2 separate regions of the Homo sapiens genome follow, and region 1 is linked to region 2. A link is a loop called in an ENCODE intact Hi-C map of the cell type or tissue named here. Cell type or tissue: endothelial cell of umbilical vein. All regions are shown on one strand. Each heading gives the region's core, and the rest is flanking DNA. Links, peaks and the distances in the headings are about the cores only.

The links. Peaks named below come from ENCODE experiments on the same cell type or tissue, not always from the same donor. Only the 100,000 strongest peaks of a DNase experiment are listed, where the experiment ranks them.
Region 1: a loop joins it to region 2, with 11 times the contacts of the local background. A loop is called at or near these places in 10 of 110 quality-filtered maps.

What each region holds. Positions count from the first base shown.
Region 1 is chr7:11,423,789-11,432,529 of GRCh38, forward strand. It overlaps THSD7A (thrombospondin type 1 domain containing 7A), which reads right to left. Exons shown (of 28, transcript NM_015204.3): 14 at 5,159-5,337; 15 at 2,878-2,883; 16 at 908-1,041. Among named protein-coding and RNA genes, the nearest start is that of THSD7A, 400 kb to the right of the region's middle. In endothelial cell of umbilical vein, for the core only: a CTCF peak has its summit at 4,074 (motif pointing right); a DNase peak (open chromatin) is centred at 4,163; H3K27ac peaks cover 415 bases.
Region 2 is chr7:11,553,768-11,562,508 of GRCh38, forward strand. The region is part of intron 4 of THSD7A (thrombospondin type 1 domain containing 7A); the gene reads right to left. Among named protein-coding and RNA genes, the nearest start is that of THSD7A, 270 kb to the right of the region's middle. RefSeq lists a silencer at 4,012-4,111. In endothelial cell of umbilical vein, for the core only: a CTCF peak has its summit at 4,118 (motif pointing left); no DNase peak of the experiment used is centred there.

The sequences.
Region 1 (8,741 bases), core at 505-8,504, 130 kb before region 2:
AATCTAATCTACAAAATGGAGGTGATAAAACCTCGTGCATTTGTTTCATAGAGTTCTAGAGCCCTTAAGGATCATGTGATAGATACTGTATGGAAAATTTAACGAGTATCAATCTAGTGTTAGGCAGTAGGGAATTCCTATGAATATGTGGGGTCTCTGTTTTAAGAAATTTTATAAAGTTTTATTAAGGGGATAGACATGAAGAGGGGTCTTTTCAACACAGTGAGGGGTATATGGAGTGTAATAGAACAACCCTGTCCAATGGAACTTTCTGCCATTACAAAAAATACTGTATGTCTGCGCTCTCCAACAGATAGCTGCCAGCCACATGTGGCTATGGAGCACTGAAGCATGGCTAGTGTGACTGGGGAGATGCATTTTTAATTTAATTTAAACTTAATTTTTTTTAATTTAAATTGAGTTAGTGTGGCTAGTGGCTATCCTATGGGACAGTGTAGCTACAGAAGAACAAGTGACACGCAGGAACCAGCTGGGGGCTTCAGAGAAAGCTCCCTGGACAACAGGATAGTATTCAGTTAGCCAGTTTGATACAAAAGAGCAAGAGTTTAAAACAGATTATTTTAGAAAGGAACTTGGAAATATATTTGGCCTTGAAGCAAAAAAGTTATTGGGGTTGAAAATCTGCATTAGTTCAGATTGAATATGCTGTTCCTTCTCTTTAAGAGTATTTGAAGTGATGCTTCCTAAATCAGAAGGCCAGAATATAATAAACTGCTGCTTGAAGCAGATTCTCTTAGAGTTTTCTATGAGCACAGATTCCCTAAAAGCAAAACTGCAGACAATTTTATCCAGAAGACTGGGGAGGAGTGAACAGTCATGTTGGCACATGTGCAATTGGGAGATAGTTTTGTGTCTTGCTTTTCTGTATAATTAGGCTTTGTCTTACCTCACTTTTCGGGTTTGCACGCCCTCTCCACAGTTCTCCCGCATATTCACAAAGGTCACCTTGCAGATGCTCCAGGGCTCTGTGACCCATAGGTACTGGTTGCAGTCACTGTGGCATGGGACAACCTCATACACCTGAAACACACATGGTTCTCAGCAATCTCAGGGAATCTGGTAAGAGTGAGGAGGAAGACTTCCACACCATAACAGCAATCATTTCACTGTGAAGCTACTTTCACTCCCCTCCTTTACTGCTTATTATTCTAACATTGCAATAGAGAGAACTCAAGAGTTCTAGCAGTAGAGGATAGGGCTAACCATATTGTACTCTGTTGCTCTGCTATTACATTGCAGGTGTAAATCTGATCCACTGGATCACATTAGATAGGTTACATATTTTCCTATGCTGACCCTTAACACACCGTATTGTAACTTTCTGGACCATCTGTGTCATTTACAGTTTTGTGTGACTTCAATACTAGCCCAGGGTGCTCACATGTTAGGTACTCAATAGGGATTTGCAGAATGATTGAATGAAGGATGAGGATTGATGAATCAAATAAGTATAAAACATAGCTGTTTTCCAAATAAATATAATTTGGCCTATTTTCCAGATAACTATAAATAATGATGAGAATTTAGATTTTTGGTGTGTATCATATGGGAAACTAAATTAAAAAGATAAACAATATGAAATAAAGCCATCTTAAAACTAATCCTCAATCATTTAAGGCTTGGAAGCAAAGTCTGATATTGGTGTACAAGCCCAAGCAGTGAGGGCCACATGAAACAAGGCAAATTGTCTCTGCTCCAGGGTCCATAAAGCCTTTCAGTCCCACATTTGGGGTGGTATGCTTGGTTTCAGGTTTTTTTTTAGTACAATGAACCAATTATGTTCTTTTTTCAATGAGAAGAATGACTAAATAAAGGAAATAAATGGCACTTAATCCATTGCAACCAAGCTGACTCAAGCATTAAATAAAATTCTTTGAAAGTATTTTTCTAATCTGTGATAGTCCAACTCTATCCCTTATTTTACACACACACACACACACACACACACACACACACTGAGAGACAGAGACAGAGAGCAAGAGAGAGAGAAAGGGAAGAGAGAAACTATAGCTTTTTATGTAATGAATTCTAGAAAAGATAGATTTAAATAGCCCTTTGCAGCCATTCTTTTGTGCCAATTTTAGTGAACTAAAAACCTAAGTAAAATGAATAAAGTGGACCTGTCTCAAAGAGGAATAAAAAAATGCTAGATGACACGTTAGTGGGTGCAGCGCACCAGCATGGCACATGTATACATATGTAACTAACCTGCACAATGTGCACATGTACCCTAAAACTTAGAGTATAATAAAAAAAAAAAACATTAAAAAAAAAATGCACTGTTGGAGTCAAATTCTGCAATTATTGCCATAAGTGATTATATTCACATTTAGTTGCTGTATTAAAAATAGAACTAAATAGCACAGGATAAAACATTACCCTACAACTTGCAGTGAAAAGAAAAACTGAAGGAGAAATGCTCTTCTTCTTAATCCTTTGATGGCTTTTATTTTAAACTCCTGTACTGAAGTGAATACCCATCAGTTCAGAACAATCTCCAACCCACCCATTTTCAGTCCACTTGCACTTTTTCCTTCTCCCTCTGAAAAGCACAAGACCATTAATAATGGGTGTCACTGCCTGTCGAGATTAGCGAAGTGAAACTTGTTCTCCCCAACTCTTGTTCACCTCAGTCCTTGATATTACAATGAGGGATATGAAATGTAGGAACACAGGTAACTATGATAGAAAAGAAAAATAAAACAGTTATAGAAAAAAATTCTTTAATGGAAAATATGACATTTTCTCCCTGTAAAACATAAAAGACAAAGCAAGAAGAGAAATGTATTCTCAGAAATCAGGAAATTTAAGAAAAGAAGGATTCTATCAAAAAGCATGAGGTTTAAGAGTTCTTACCTGTGCCTGGAGTGGTGTTCAACAGGAATGATGAAAAGGGAGAGAAATAAGGTAGGTGAAAATGTCAGTATGCTATGAGAAGAACACATGGTAAGTTTCAAGTATTATTACTTACATGTAAAAACCTACTTTTTTGGTAAAATATTAGAACATTTTTCTTAGGTCTCAGGAGATAATACACAACTACTTATTAATGTTAAAAAGTAAGATACACAAATGGGTATTGTAAATAGCAGAGCCAATGAGAAAATTAGATGGGCAGGATGGAGAAATCTTAGAAAATGGAGTTGACCTCACAATACATAGCATGGGAAATTGATATATGATGCAAATAACTTGTGATCCAACTTGTCAATGTACTGTTGTCTATCAGTATATTTATAGATTGATCTATCCGTTGATTTACCTTAATCAGTTCATCTGTTTTGTAGAAAATGAGGATTTGAGTACTTCCTTCCTCAGCTAGAAAAATAGAAACTCAGAGACTGTTTTCAAGCCAATGCTTCTGATTATTTTACTGAGGAACATATAATTGTAGTAAACACCTATGTGATTTACAATTTTCAACATTAACACAAAACTTTACATTTTTATTTTCCCTAAATTTCTTAATACACAAATTCATAGAAGTTTCTATTTTTATGCAGAACATTTAGGCTCAAATGTTCAAAAATTTATTATTTGTTTTAGCTTTGATTTTTCAGTTGTTAATGTCTCAGTAAGCCTTCAGTCAACCGATACCAAGTCACAATACCCTTATCAAACTGCATCAGAATATATTAGAGTTGGAAAGTGACAAATGGTTTAGGCCAAACACTAGGAATAGCAAAGACAACTTGGCCTGAGGTTTTGAACCTTTGGAAATTCACTTAAGGAAAATCTGAGGAAAACACAGATTTTAATTGCATATCTGACTGGGTGTACACATACACGCTAAAGTGAAATAGGTATGAGTATGTGTAGAATTTCTCTTTATTAGGATTGGGAGTCATATATAATTTATTTAAATTTGCTACTGAAAATTCAAGGTTTCAAAATTTGTAGAGAAATATTCTTTTGTATTATAAACATTTTAGTTCAGTTTTTCTGTTTTGCAGTTATATAATTATAGTTGCTGAACTGAATTTTCTTTGGAAATTTCCTTAGCATCTTAGAAATGCAAAATGCTCTGTGACATGGAAGCTAAACTACCAGTAGATGGCAGCAAGGGAGTGTGTTATTTACCCTCCATTGCACATAAAGATAAAATCAGCAACTTCACTTGGGGAACAATCAAGACTCTTTAGAGTACTTTTTATAGAATTTAATTCTTCACGATCTTCATCTTAATTTACTTAATTCCAAGGTTCTTTCTGTTTTCTCTACAATGTACTTTTATTATGAACAAAGTTATGTTAATCTGGGAAGGAAAGTATGTATACAGGTAAGCAGTGTGTTTAGAGATTAAAATGAGTCTATGTATGTATGAAACAATTCTACATATTTAAGGACTTGATTCATTTGATTGTGATTTAAATTCAAATACACAACTTAACACCCACACATAATAAATGAAATTATTCTTTGCTAATTCACTTATAGGCCAAACATGGTAATAATTGTCTGATTATGTTACATTCCATTTAAATCAGTCACAATTCCTCCATTAGGCTTTTTCTTTTTATCTCTAATAGAACAGAACGACAACTATTAACAGCAGGTAAGAAAGAATGCATCAAAAGTCAGAGTTCCAAATAAAATTGAAAATGGTCAATGACTAAATTGATAGCATACTTACAGTGATTTTGAGGCCATCTTTGTATTTCTTTTTCTCAGTTTGTTTTATATCAAACACATTTAAATAAACAGTATATATTTTTCCTAATTTTAGACCAAAACCCATATTATTTCTTTGATTTTAATTTAAGCATTTGGTAATTGAGATGTCTTTTCTGACAGTTTGGGGAAACTATAAGAATGAGATAATCTCAGCCTACATGTTAGATACAATCTTATGACAGATTAAATACCTTGACATTATTTCAAAGATAGGTGTCATTTTTCTCCCCATTGAATTACATACATATTCATATATACTTGCAAGGTATGGAATCTCCAGAGAATACAGATATGTCTAATTTGAAATTTTAATAACATGTATGTATTTATTCAGGCATTCTAATGGTAAAAATGGGTCAATTTTTTATTCAATAGCTATTATTTCCTCTTCTCCATTTTGGAGAAAAAATCAGATCATTGTGAATCTCAACAATATCTTAACACTGTCAATGATAGAAAATACCTGGTTGACATGGTCCAGTTTGGGGCAAGGCCTTCCTCCATTATATGGTTTTTCACGCAGCCATTTAGAACGAACCTTCACACCACTCCCACAGGACTTGCTGCAGCGCGACCAGTTGGACCACTCACTGAGCTTGCAGTCTGAGGGGCAGGGGATGATGCAGGCCTCCTCAATGTAACCTGAGTAGAGGAAAATGAGACAAGAATCATCTCCTCCACCTGTCACTCTCCCATTACCACCCACTATTCTAGGTCATTTAGAAGGTCCAAGACTGACTTGACAGCAGCATGCAAATGCAGAGGTGTCTCTGTTGTAAGGGACTTGAATTAAATTCTGCAGGGAAATGTCACATACATACAGTGACTCTGTTAAAATAACAGTTGAGCAGCTGCCATGTGATCTGCTTAGGATTCATGCTCACCATATTTCAACATTTCTGACTGACAGCTCGTGTTTAATTGACAATAACCTGTCTGCTGCCATATCATTCTCATGCTGACAGAATGATACATTAAAAAATTATAACAGTTTTCTATAAAACCCTATCTGTTAATGTCACACAAGTTCAGGGTTCTGAGTCCATGCAACGTTCTTTCTTAAGAAATCCCAGTCCCTTTCACTCAATACCCAAAAGGAACCATTTAACTTAGCATCTTGCGTTTCTCCTTCTTTGAAAATCAAGTCTGAAGAAAAATGCAGGATGTTAAGTAATGTCTCATGTTTTACATGCTGTCACTTTCAGAGCATCTTCACATCTTATATCCATTTGATTCTCTTGAAAATCTTATGTATGAATTGTGCAAGTATTGACATTCTAACAGGCAGGTAAGAAAACAAATGCAGAGCGATGACTGACTGAGTCCAAGGTTACACAGTAAGAGACAGGGAAAAGTTTTCTGAGGTCTAATCCAGTACTCATTCCATCAAATCATCCAACCAATTCGATTAATAGTGCACAGATTTGTTTTGGGAAATGGGAGTATTTTCTTTCAATACTTCTTAACTACAAACTTGCCATTTCACAATATCAATTAAACACTATTATTCTCAAGGCAAACATGTGAAAACAGCAAAATTCCTCTAGTCAAGAATGAAACGCACGGTTGTCCTCTATAATAGTCTGAATGTGGAGAGAAGGTGTTCTTGGTACAAGAAAACACTCTGCCTTGCCATTTTATCTCAACAGCAGAGATTCGATTTTGACAATGATTATAATGTAAACAATTGATACTAGGCAACTCTAGGTAGATTTTTAAAAATTTATGGAGATATAATTCATATTCCATAAAAATAACCCCATGTTTTGGTTTTCAGTATGTTTGCTGCGTTGTGCAACCATCATCACCATCTAATTTTAGAACATTTGTTTTACTCCAAAAATAAACCCTATGGTTACTGGCAGCCACTTCCTACTTTCCCCTTCCTCATCCCCTGACAACCATGAATCTACTTTCTATCTCTATGAATTTGCCTAATCTAGACATTTCATATAAATGAAGTAAAACATTATGTGATCTTATTTCTTTTTTGTTTTAGAGATGTCTCACTCTGTCACCCAGGCTGGAGTGCAGTGGTGTCATCATAGCTCACTGCAGCCTTGACCTCCTGCACTCAAGAGATCCTCCTACCTCAGCCTCTTAAGTAGCTGAGCTGGGACTAAGGGTGCCCACCACCATGCCAGGCGAATTTTCATATATATATATATTTTATAGAGATGAGGTGTTACGGTGTTGCTCAGGTTGGTCTGGAACTTCTGGCCTCAAGTGATCCTTGGCCTCCCAAAATATTGGGATTACAGGTGTGAACCACCATGCCTGGCTTGGCTTCTTTCACTTAGTATAATGTTTTCAAGGTTCATTTATGTTATAGCATGTATCAGTTCTTCAGTCCTTTCTATGATTGAATAATATTTCATTGTATGGACATTTCACATTGTTTATCCACTCATCAGTTAATGGACATTTGAGTTTTCACTTTTTGTCTATCATGAATAATGCTGCTATGAACATTTGTTTACAAGCTTCTGTGTGGGCATACATTTTCAATTCCCTTGAATATATACATTACAGTGAAATTGCTCAGTTATGTGGTAACTCACTTAGCTTTTTCAGGAAGTGTCAAACTGTTTTCCAAAATGACTGCAGCACTTTATACTCCACCAGATATGCACGCATGTTCCAATTTCTATGAATTCTTGTCAAACTTGTTATTGTCTCTAAAATTTTGGTGTTGTTTGAAGAACAAAAGTTTTAAATGTCAATGAAGTCCAGTTTATCTTTTTTCCTTGGTTGTTAGTGCTTTGGTATTATATCTAGGAATCCACTACCAAAGTCAAGGTCATCTAGGTTTATAGTTGTTTTCTCAAGAGAATTTAATAGTTTTAGCTCTTATATTTAGGTGTATGTTTCATTTTGAGTGAATTTTTGTTTATGATAAAAGGTAGGGGTCCAACTTCATTCTTTTGCATGTGGTTATTGAGTTATCCTGTCTTCAGTTGTTGAAAAAACCTGTTCTTTCCTAATTGTTGTGGCACCCTTGTTGAAAATCAGTTGACCACAGTGTAACGATTTATTTTTGAACTGTAAATTCTATTCCATTTATCTCCATGTCTAGTTTCATGATAGTACCACATAGTCTTGACTACTGTAACTTTGAAGCAAGTATTGAAATCCAGAAGTGTGAGTCTTCCTATTTCGTTTTTCCTTTTAAAGATAGGTTTGGCTATTTTGAGTCAAACTTCTATATGCATTTTAGAATTAGACTGTCAATTTCTGCAAAAAATTGCAGCTAGGATTTTGATAGGAATTGTGTCAAATTTGTTGATCAACTTGGAAGCACTGCCGTCTTAATTCAGACACATGGAATTCATTTCCATTTATATAGATCTTTAATTTCTTTCAATGATGTTTTGTAGTTTTCAGTGTACAGGTCTTGAACTTATTTTGTTATATTTATTCCTAAGTATTTTATTCTTTTTATTGTAGGTGGATTTTAAAAAGAACCTACCAACATTAATTTCTTTAATTAAAGGAAAGTCAGACCACCTTTAAACCAAAATGGCAAATTTAATCTATAAGATTGTGCCCAAACTGTCCTGTATTGAAAGTGTTAAAATACTAATTTACTATACAGTATTTCCTAGCCTTGCCTAATCATAAATTATCTGAGACACATGTTAAAAACATAAGCTTCTACCACCCTCAAGTTATTGACATTAATACAATCCATAGCACTTACTCAGGTTTCACAAGCTTTACTTTTAATCATTTGTGTGTGTGATTGTGTAGGTCTTAAGTTAGGAAGTGCTACTATAAGATACAGACAGAACCAAAAAAAATGGAAGATAAATAGATTTCTGGCATATCTTTTTATGTAGTATCTCCTATACATTTGTCAAAGATATTTGTTTTAAACTTCGTATTGTAGTCTTCATATGCAAAAGTGCATTTTCCATAGACGTAAATTTCACTGAACACACCCCTGAAATCAATAGTCCAGAACTCTCCTCCGTATTCCCTTGCAGCCACTGCCCCTTCTTACAAGAGCAACAACTATCCTGACTACTCACTGTGTAGAATAGTTT
Region 2 (8,741 bases), core at 308-8,307:
GGTTCTGAAATATTCTTGTTTTGAATGTTTATGGTTCCGAAATATTCTTGTGTTTTGAATGTTTAAGCTCTACAAATGGAAAAAAATAAAAATAATCTCAACACTTCTTTTTCTATCAAGATGGCCAATGAAGTATTCTGAAGATACACATACTATATAACCTCTAAAGATAGTTTATATATCTTATAAATTATATCTATAATTTTTAAATTAAATGTTTTGAGGTAATTGTAGATTGATATGAAATTGTAATTTGACAGCTTCTACATATACTTTATCCAGTTTCTCCCATAGGCAAGATTGTATAAACATAGTACAATATTACAGCCAGAATATTGATATTATTACAATCAATGTACTTTGGTTGTATAGTGTTCCTGCAAACTTAATGTCTACCAGAATCTCAGAATATATCCTTATTCAGAAATAAGGCCTTTGCAAACGTAATTAGTTGATGAGGTCTTACCGGATTAAGGTGAGCCCTAAATCCAATGGGTGGTGTCCTTATGAGAAGGCCATGTGAAGGCATACAGAGAAGTACCATGCTTAACGAAGACAGAGTTTGGAATGATGCAGCTACAAGCCAAGGAACACCAAGGATTGCCAGTAGACCATTTGTTCCAGTGTTAGGGAACAAGCATTCAGTCTTTTACCATTAAGTATAATGTTAGCTATAGGTTTTCCTAGGTGTTATTAAGATGAGGATGTTCTTCTCTATTCCTATTTTTTTCTGAGAGTTTATTATGAATGGATGCTAAATTTTGTTAAATAGCTTTTGCTGTATTGATTATGTTTTTAGTCTGTTAAATTGGTGAATTACATTGACTAACTTTTTAATATTGGAGTAGGCTTGCATCCTTGAATAAACTGCATTTGGTCTTATATTTTAATTATTTTTATATATTGCTGAATTCTACTTGCTAATATCTGTTAGGGATTTTTGTCTATGTATGAGGCATTTTGGTCTGTATTTTTCTTTTTGGTGAACTGTCAGTGCCTTTGTTGCCTCTTTTTTTCTGTGTAGAAATGCTCTATTTCATATTAGATGAGTTGTGGTAGGTTGCAATTTATTTTGATTTTTTTATTCTTCCCATGTAGTCTAAGTTGTCAAATTTATGTGTATCAGGTTGTCTGAGGTATTCCATGGCTATCCTTTTGATGTCTGTAAAGTGTGTAGTGACATTTCCCTATTTCATTCCTGGTGTTGGTGATTTGTGTTTTTTCTTTTTTCTTTTATCACCCTTGCTAGAGGTTTAATGATCTATTGAATGAACCAGCTGTTTGTTTTATTGGTTTTTCTCTATTTTTTATTTTCAATTTCATTGATTTCTGTTCTTATGTTTATTATTTACTTCTTTCCTTCTTGCTTTCAACTCATTTCACTCCCATTTTTCTTGGTTCTCTAGATGGGAGCTTTGATTATTGATTTGTGTCTTATCCTCTTTTCCAATGTAAGCATTTGGTGTTACAAATGTCTATCTCAGCACTGCTTTAGCTATGCCTCACAGATTTTGATATATTTTCTTTTCATCCAGTATTTTGATTTTCCTTGAGAATTCCTCTTTCACACATTGATTGTTTAGAAGTGTGTTGTTTTCCAAGTGTTTGGAGATTTTACTCCTATCTTTTTTGATTGAATTCTAATTTGATTCCATTGTGCTCAGAGAACACTCTATAAATTATTTTACATTTGTTGAACTATGTTTTATGGATGATGACATGGTCTATTTTGGTATATGTTTCACTTGAAAGAAGGTGAATTCTGCTGTTGTTGGATGGAGTAATTATAATAATCCCTTTTAGATTTTATTGGTTGATGGTACTGAGTTCTTCCGTATTTTTGCTGATTTTCGTCCTAATTATTCTATGAAGTGTTGGGAGTAAGGTATTGTCATTTCCAACTACAATTATCTATTTGTCAATTACAGTTTTGTCTATTTCTCCTTTCAGTTCTATCAGTTTTTGTTCATATATTTTGCAGTCTGTTGTTTGGCACAAACACATAGAATTCCTTTGCCTTCTTGGTGGATTGACTCTTTTGTCATTATATAATTATATAATATCTTTCTCTGTCTCTGGTAATTTTCTTTGCTTTGATGCCTAATTTATTCGATGTTATCATAGCCACTCCTGCTTCCATTGAATAACATTTTCATGACACACAGTTTCTCATTATTTTACTTTAAACCTGCATATAACATTATATTTGAAGTGAGTTTCTTGTAGAATGTGAATAGTTGGGTCCTGCTTCTTAAATCTGCTCTACCAATCTGTGTTTTAATTAGTATACTTAGACTATTTACATTTAATGTAGTTATTTATATGTTATGGACTAAGTCTTCTATTTATTTTTATTTATTCATTTCTGTTTCATTTTCCCTGTCTTCCTGTGAGTTAACACATTTTAGAATACCATTTTGATTTATCTACAGTGTTTTTGAGTGCATGTCCTTCTATAGCTCTTTTAGTGTTTGCTGTAGATATTACATTACATATATATGTCATATATATGGGTGTGTATGTGTATATGTGTATATATGTACATATATATACAAGATATACTATATATATATATCTTATCACAGCCTACTGATATTTTCATTTTGCTAGTTCAACTAAAGTATAGAAATCTTACCCTCCCTCATTTGTAATAAATTGTTTTAAATATATCGTCTACGTATTTTTAGAATCATATCAGGTAGCAGTGTTATAATTTTTGTTTCAACTGTCAAATATAATTTAGAAAACTCAAGTGAAGAAAAGCCTATTGTATTTAGCTATACTTTGTTTACCCGCTCTTTCTCCTTTCCTGATATTCCAAGGTTTCTTCCTTTAATCTTTCGTTTTTATTTAGTGAACTTTCTTTAGCTATTCTTTTAGGGTAAGTCTACTGGTAACAACTTCTCTTAGTTTTCCTTCATTAAGAATGTCATTATTTTTCCTTCATTCTTGAAAGATATTTTCTCTGAGTATTGAATTGCAAGTTGACAGTTCTTTTCCTCTAGCACTTGAAAAATATGGTAGTACTTTATTCTGACCTATATGGTTTCTGGTTCACTGTCACTCAAATTTCTTTTTCTTGTAGTAAGGTTATCAATTTTCTCTGGATGCTTTCAAATACTTTTATCTTTCGTTTTCAGATTTTTATTATAATATGTCTTGGCATGTATTTCTTCAGGTTTAACTTATTTGGAATTCATCCAGCTTCTTGAATCTGTAGGTTTATGCTTCTTACAACATATGAGAAGTGTTCAGCCATTATTTCTCTGAATACATTTTTTTTCTTTTAAGCTCTGCCCTCTTTCTCCTCTTCTTCTGGAATTCCAATGACATGAATGTTAGATCTTTTGTTACAGTCCCACAGGTCTCTGAAATACTTTTAGTTTTCTTCCCTCATATTTTTTTCTGTGTTGTTCGGATTAGGTAATTTTGATTATTCTGTATTTTAGTTCTTTGATTCTTTCCTCTCTCCCCTCCATTATGCTGTTAGACCCGTATACAGAGTTTTTATATCTGTTATTGCATTTTTCAGATCTGCAGTTTCTACTTGGTTCTTTTTTACATCTTCAATTAATTTGCTGAAGATTTCTATTTGTTTCAAACATGCTCATAACTGTTGAAAGATTTTCATCATGGCTTCCTTATATCTTGTTGGATAATTCTAACATCTTCATCATCTCAGTGTTGGCTGCTATTTATTTATTTTTTTCGTTGAATCTGGTAACTCCCTGGTTCTTGGCATAAGGAGTGACTTTGATTGAAACCCAGACATTTTTGCCTCATGTCACAAGACTCTAGATCTTTTAAAATCCTTTTCTTCTTTCTAACTGGCTTTTTATGACCCTGCTCCAGAATGGCAAAAGGGTGTATGTATGCCACATTGTTACTGCAAGGTGAAGGCAGAAGTCCAGGTTTCTTATTTAACCTCCATTGATAACAAAGAGGAACTTCTAGTTACTTTTATGTGGCTGTGTGTACTGGTTGCCTAATTGTCTTCACTAACATTGTGGGGGTGGGGAGTGCTTTACCAGATAGCAACTAGCAGTGATGGAAGTGTCAGTTCCCTACTTGGCCTTCTCTAACACCACCTAGTGGGAGTGTTGAGCGACTCATTACAGTATCACAAGGGTGAAAACTGAGGTTCCCATCACGACTTTGCTGATATGGGTGAGGGTATGGCCATGTTATTTTTGTGTGTTTTTGGCTGGGTAGAGTGGTTATTGTCTAAAATTTTGTGTCTTGCTAAGTTGGTCTTTTATTTGTCCTTTGGCTAGAAAGAGCAGGAATTTGTTAGGGTTTTTACAAATCTGTGTCCACTGATGTTTCCGTGTTGTTGGCTTCTTTAGCTCCAACCTTGAGATGTGGGAGGCAAAAAGAAAACCAAGGGAACTAATCACCTTGTCATTTTGGGCCTTGACATATCTAGCTTATCTGCCTTCTTCTCTCCAACTTTCAAAGTCTTTTTATGGTTTGTTTTCTATACAACTTCCAGGGAATATTTTTTAATTTAGTGGCAACTACAGGAAAAAGTACATCTCCTTTATCTTTTTGAAAGTAAAAGTCTGTGTCTTATTTTAAAAATAAAGCCTTTTATTATACAACTGGGATAATAAGAAAAATCCTCAGAGGATCCCCAAAATCTACAACATAAATCCGATCTACTATAGTACCACAGTCCTAAATCTGGCCTCTCTCCTGGTGAACTACTAATCCCAAGTCACAGAACTTTCTGTTTTAATGGGCTACTGGGAAACCTAGAATTGCATATCCAGGGATCTTTAATTATTAGGGGCAAAGGAAACCATTTTCAGACAGAAAATGAAAGTATTACTATACTAGACCATAATTAAAGAAATTTCTAAAGAACTTATGTCTCATAAAAAAGAAAGTGATCACAAAACTAGGGTCTAAAATTTCAGAGAGAATAGTGGTCAGAGAAAATATCAAATAGGAGTAAAATTAAGCATTGATTGTAAAATAATAATTGGAAAAGTGTGAAAGGCAGAATGGTCACTCAAAAGTTCTATGCCTTAATCCTTGGAACCTGTGAATGTGTTATCTTACTTAGCAAAAGGGACTCCACAGATGTGATTAAAGGTTTAAAACTTGAGATGGGGAAAGTAACCTAGAATATCCAGGTGGACCCAATCTACTTACATTATTACTTAAAAGGAGAGAAGCTTCTCGAGTGCGTTAGAAAGATGAGATGGAAGAAAAAGGAGTGGAGAGATATCCAAGCATAAAAGGTACTTGATATGCCATTGCTGGCTTTGGGGAAAGAGGCCAGGAGCCAAGGGATGTGGGTGATTCCTAGAAGCTGGGAACAGTCTCCAGCTCACAATCAGGAAGGAGATGAAGATCTCAGTCTTTGAACTCGAAGGAACTGAATTCTGCCAACACTCTGAATGAGCAAGCACACAGCTCCTCCCCTAGAGCCTCCAGAAAGAAATGGAACCCTGTCAGCTCCTTGATTTTAGCTTGGAGAGATGCATGCCAGACCTCTGACTTACAGAACTGTATGATAAGGTGTGAAGTTAGTGGAAATTTGTTATGGAGGCAGTAGAAAACTAATACACACAGTTATAAATAATTGCAAGATAGAAGACCTAAAATAGAAGACTATGTAAGTTGGTGGAGGGTTATAAGAGTAAAATATTCTTAGGAAGGTAAATACATTAATTACAAACTATATTCATTTGCAACTCCACCTTAAAATTTTAAGGTAATCCATACATATACATATATATAAATCCATATATATATATATAAATCCATATATGTATAGGATAAGGATGTATGACTTGTGAAACATGGGAAGTAGTGTAATAACAAAACTGTTGCAATAAATTTTAAGAAAGGCAAGAAAGGAGAAGTGAAGAAAGTAGAAGAAAGAGAATAAAAAAAGATGGAAGAATTGATTGCAAAAGGCTAAAATTAACCACTAACGGTCACATTATCAACTGAATAGGAAACTAAAAACTAAAATGGCACATCCACTAGTTTGTCAAAACATTTTAAAGTTTGATAACACTAAGTGCTGGAGAAGACATAAAGCAGCTAAAACAGACACTGCTGGTGGGAATTTAAGTTGTTTTGATCAAAATGTAAAATAATTTGGAATATTCTAGTATGATTGAAAAGATGTGCATACTTCTAGGTATATCCCATGGAAAACTATCAGACATTTATCTGAGAGATATTTATAAGAATGGTTATTGTATAATAGTATTGTTTATAATAGCAAGTATCTAGAAACAACTCATGTCCAATTAAAAGAGAAGAGGTATTGAATAACGTTATGTCAAAACTATACAGAGGTGGAAATAAGCTAGAGCATAATCACCAATATAAAATCCACATACATGTCATCAGAAAGTGAAAAAGCAAGCCGAAGAATATATTTTTTAATGATACCATTCATATAAAGCTTTATTTTATTTTTTTGAAAATGCAGTATCATAAGGTTTTGGGATAAATGCATAAGTCTGAGAAAGAGGAAAGCAGTCATGAATATCAGGGACCTGGCCTGACACTTTCAGCTAGGCCTGATGCTTTTAGGGGCTGGCCTGGCACTCACACCTATGACATGGTTCCTGTTTAACATGAACAACTTCATAGGGCAGCACATCACATATTCTGTGACTATGATGGAGTGAGACAAAAAATAAGACTATAAAATTTGTCTAAGCAAAAACAAGGTCACTGTGAGAGCCCTGAAATATCAAATCTTTCCTTCTACCAGCTAATATAAATGAGTTCTGCTTCTTTACCAATTATAGCTTTAGTCTCCTTCCAGTTTTTTCGCCTTCCAGATAAGGTTTATTTAGATACCCAGTCGTAGAATTATTCTTGCTCCCTTATAGCATGCAACCCATGCAAAGCCCATTTATTGAAACTCCTTAAAAATAATCTAACACATTATTTATAATGTCATTTCTGATATCCTTACTGAGATGCCCATGGTTGCATTCTCCCCAGCTCCACTGAGTAACAAACCCAACTTGCTCAACTACGGGTGTGTTCCTGGTGGTTTGTGGCTGAAAAGCATTGACAAGTCAAATATATAAAGAAAAACAAGGAATTACAAACAAAAGTTTAGAAGAGGGTTTCCACTTGTGAATGGAGATGTAATTTATTTAATAACAAATGGATGATGGTGTTTGCTACATGCCAGGAAATGTCACACTGTTCCAAGTACTTAACAGATACTAAGTTATTTAATTCTTATAAAACCCATGAGGTAGGTATTCCAGTTATCCCCATATAGGGCAACCGAGTATGAAGTTGCCCTCAATTACATAGCTGAGAAAGTATAGATTTCAGATTCACATCCAAGCAGTCTGGCTCCATAGTCTTCAGTGTGTATGTACCTCTAATTACTACTCCATGTAATCTTGGAAGGGTACATGACAGGGTTTCAATAATATATGTCTAGCTAAATACACAGGCACACACATATGCATATTTATTTAATATAGGTCATAATTAAAAATACATTTAATGAGGGTTGTTAATATAATGTCATGTAGTAACATAATATGATTGAGGCTATCAAGATAATCACATATCAAACCTAGTGGTCTATCAATGAAAATTATTCTGACTTCTGTGCCGCAGTGAGAAATGGAAACTAAATTTTCCTTCTGCTAGATACCAATAACTACCTGTCTAATTAAATTATTATTAAAATGGGATATTCTGCACTTATACTGATAACAGTAAGCACTTACATGGCATTTACTAAAGAAATTATTTTAGTCCTCACAGAAATCTCATGAAGTAGGCACAACTGTAATCCACATTTAAGAATTAAGAAACTGAGGCCAGGTGTGTTGGCTCAGACCTGTAATCCCAACAACTTGTGAGGCCAAGGCGGGTGGATTACTTGAGGCTAGGAGTTCAAGGCCAGCCTGGCCAAATGGCAAAACCCCAACTCTACTAAAAATACAAAAATTAGCCGGGCATGGTGGCACACTTGGGAGGCTGAGGCACAAGAATTGCTTGAACCTGGGAGGCAGAGGTTGCAGTGAGGGAGGTCACAGCACTGCATTCCAGCTTGGGCAACAGAGCAACTCTGTGTCAAAAAATAAAATAAAATAAATAAGAAACTGATGCTCAAAAAGATTAAGTAATTTTCCCAAGGTCACACAGTTAATTAGCAACAGTTCAAAGCTGACTTACCCACTATGCTACACTTTAATATGGCAGTTAGTAGAAGACATGTTCTTCCCCCAGTTCCCACCCAACTCCTGGAAGTCTAGTACAGGGAATAGTTTGACTAGAATGATATAAGTTTTCAAAACAGACTATTTGGTTATTTTATGTGGACCAGTGCAGAATCTGGTAGAGATATTCATCTGAAAATGAATCCCCAGTATTTTACTTAAAAAGCAATTTATATTCTCATCCATTTTAAATATCTAATCTTTCAAAGCTAAATCATTTTTGTTCTAAGGCTCTCAAATGTACAAATGTACATTTTTAAAATTTTTCTAAATCATAAAAATATATCTTTGAATTCTCAGACTATTTTGAATCAGAGATCTCACACAGTCTACTTCAGACTAATTTGAATAATGATATACATTTTCTGTATTCATTCAAAAGATATACTGGTGCTCAAAGGTTGAGAAAAATGCAATAAATTTAATAATTCATTCATCCATTTAGCAAAACAGCTGAGCATTTCAGGCACTCAAAACCTCCTGATACGTATTTTTTTTTCCATTGTCATCCCTGTA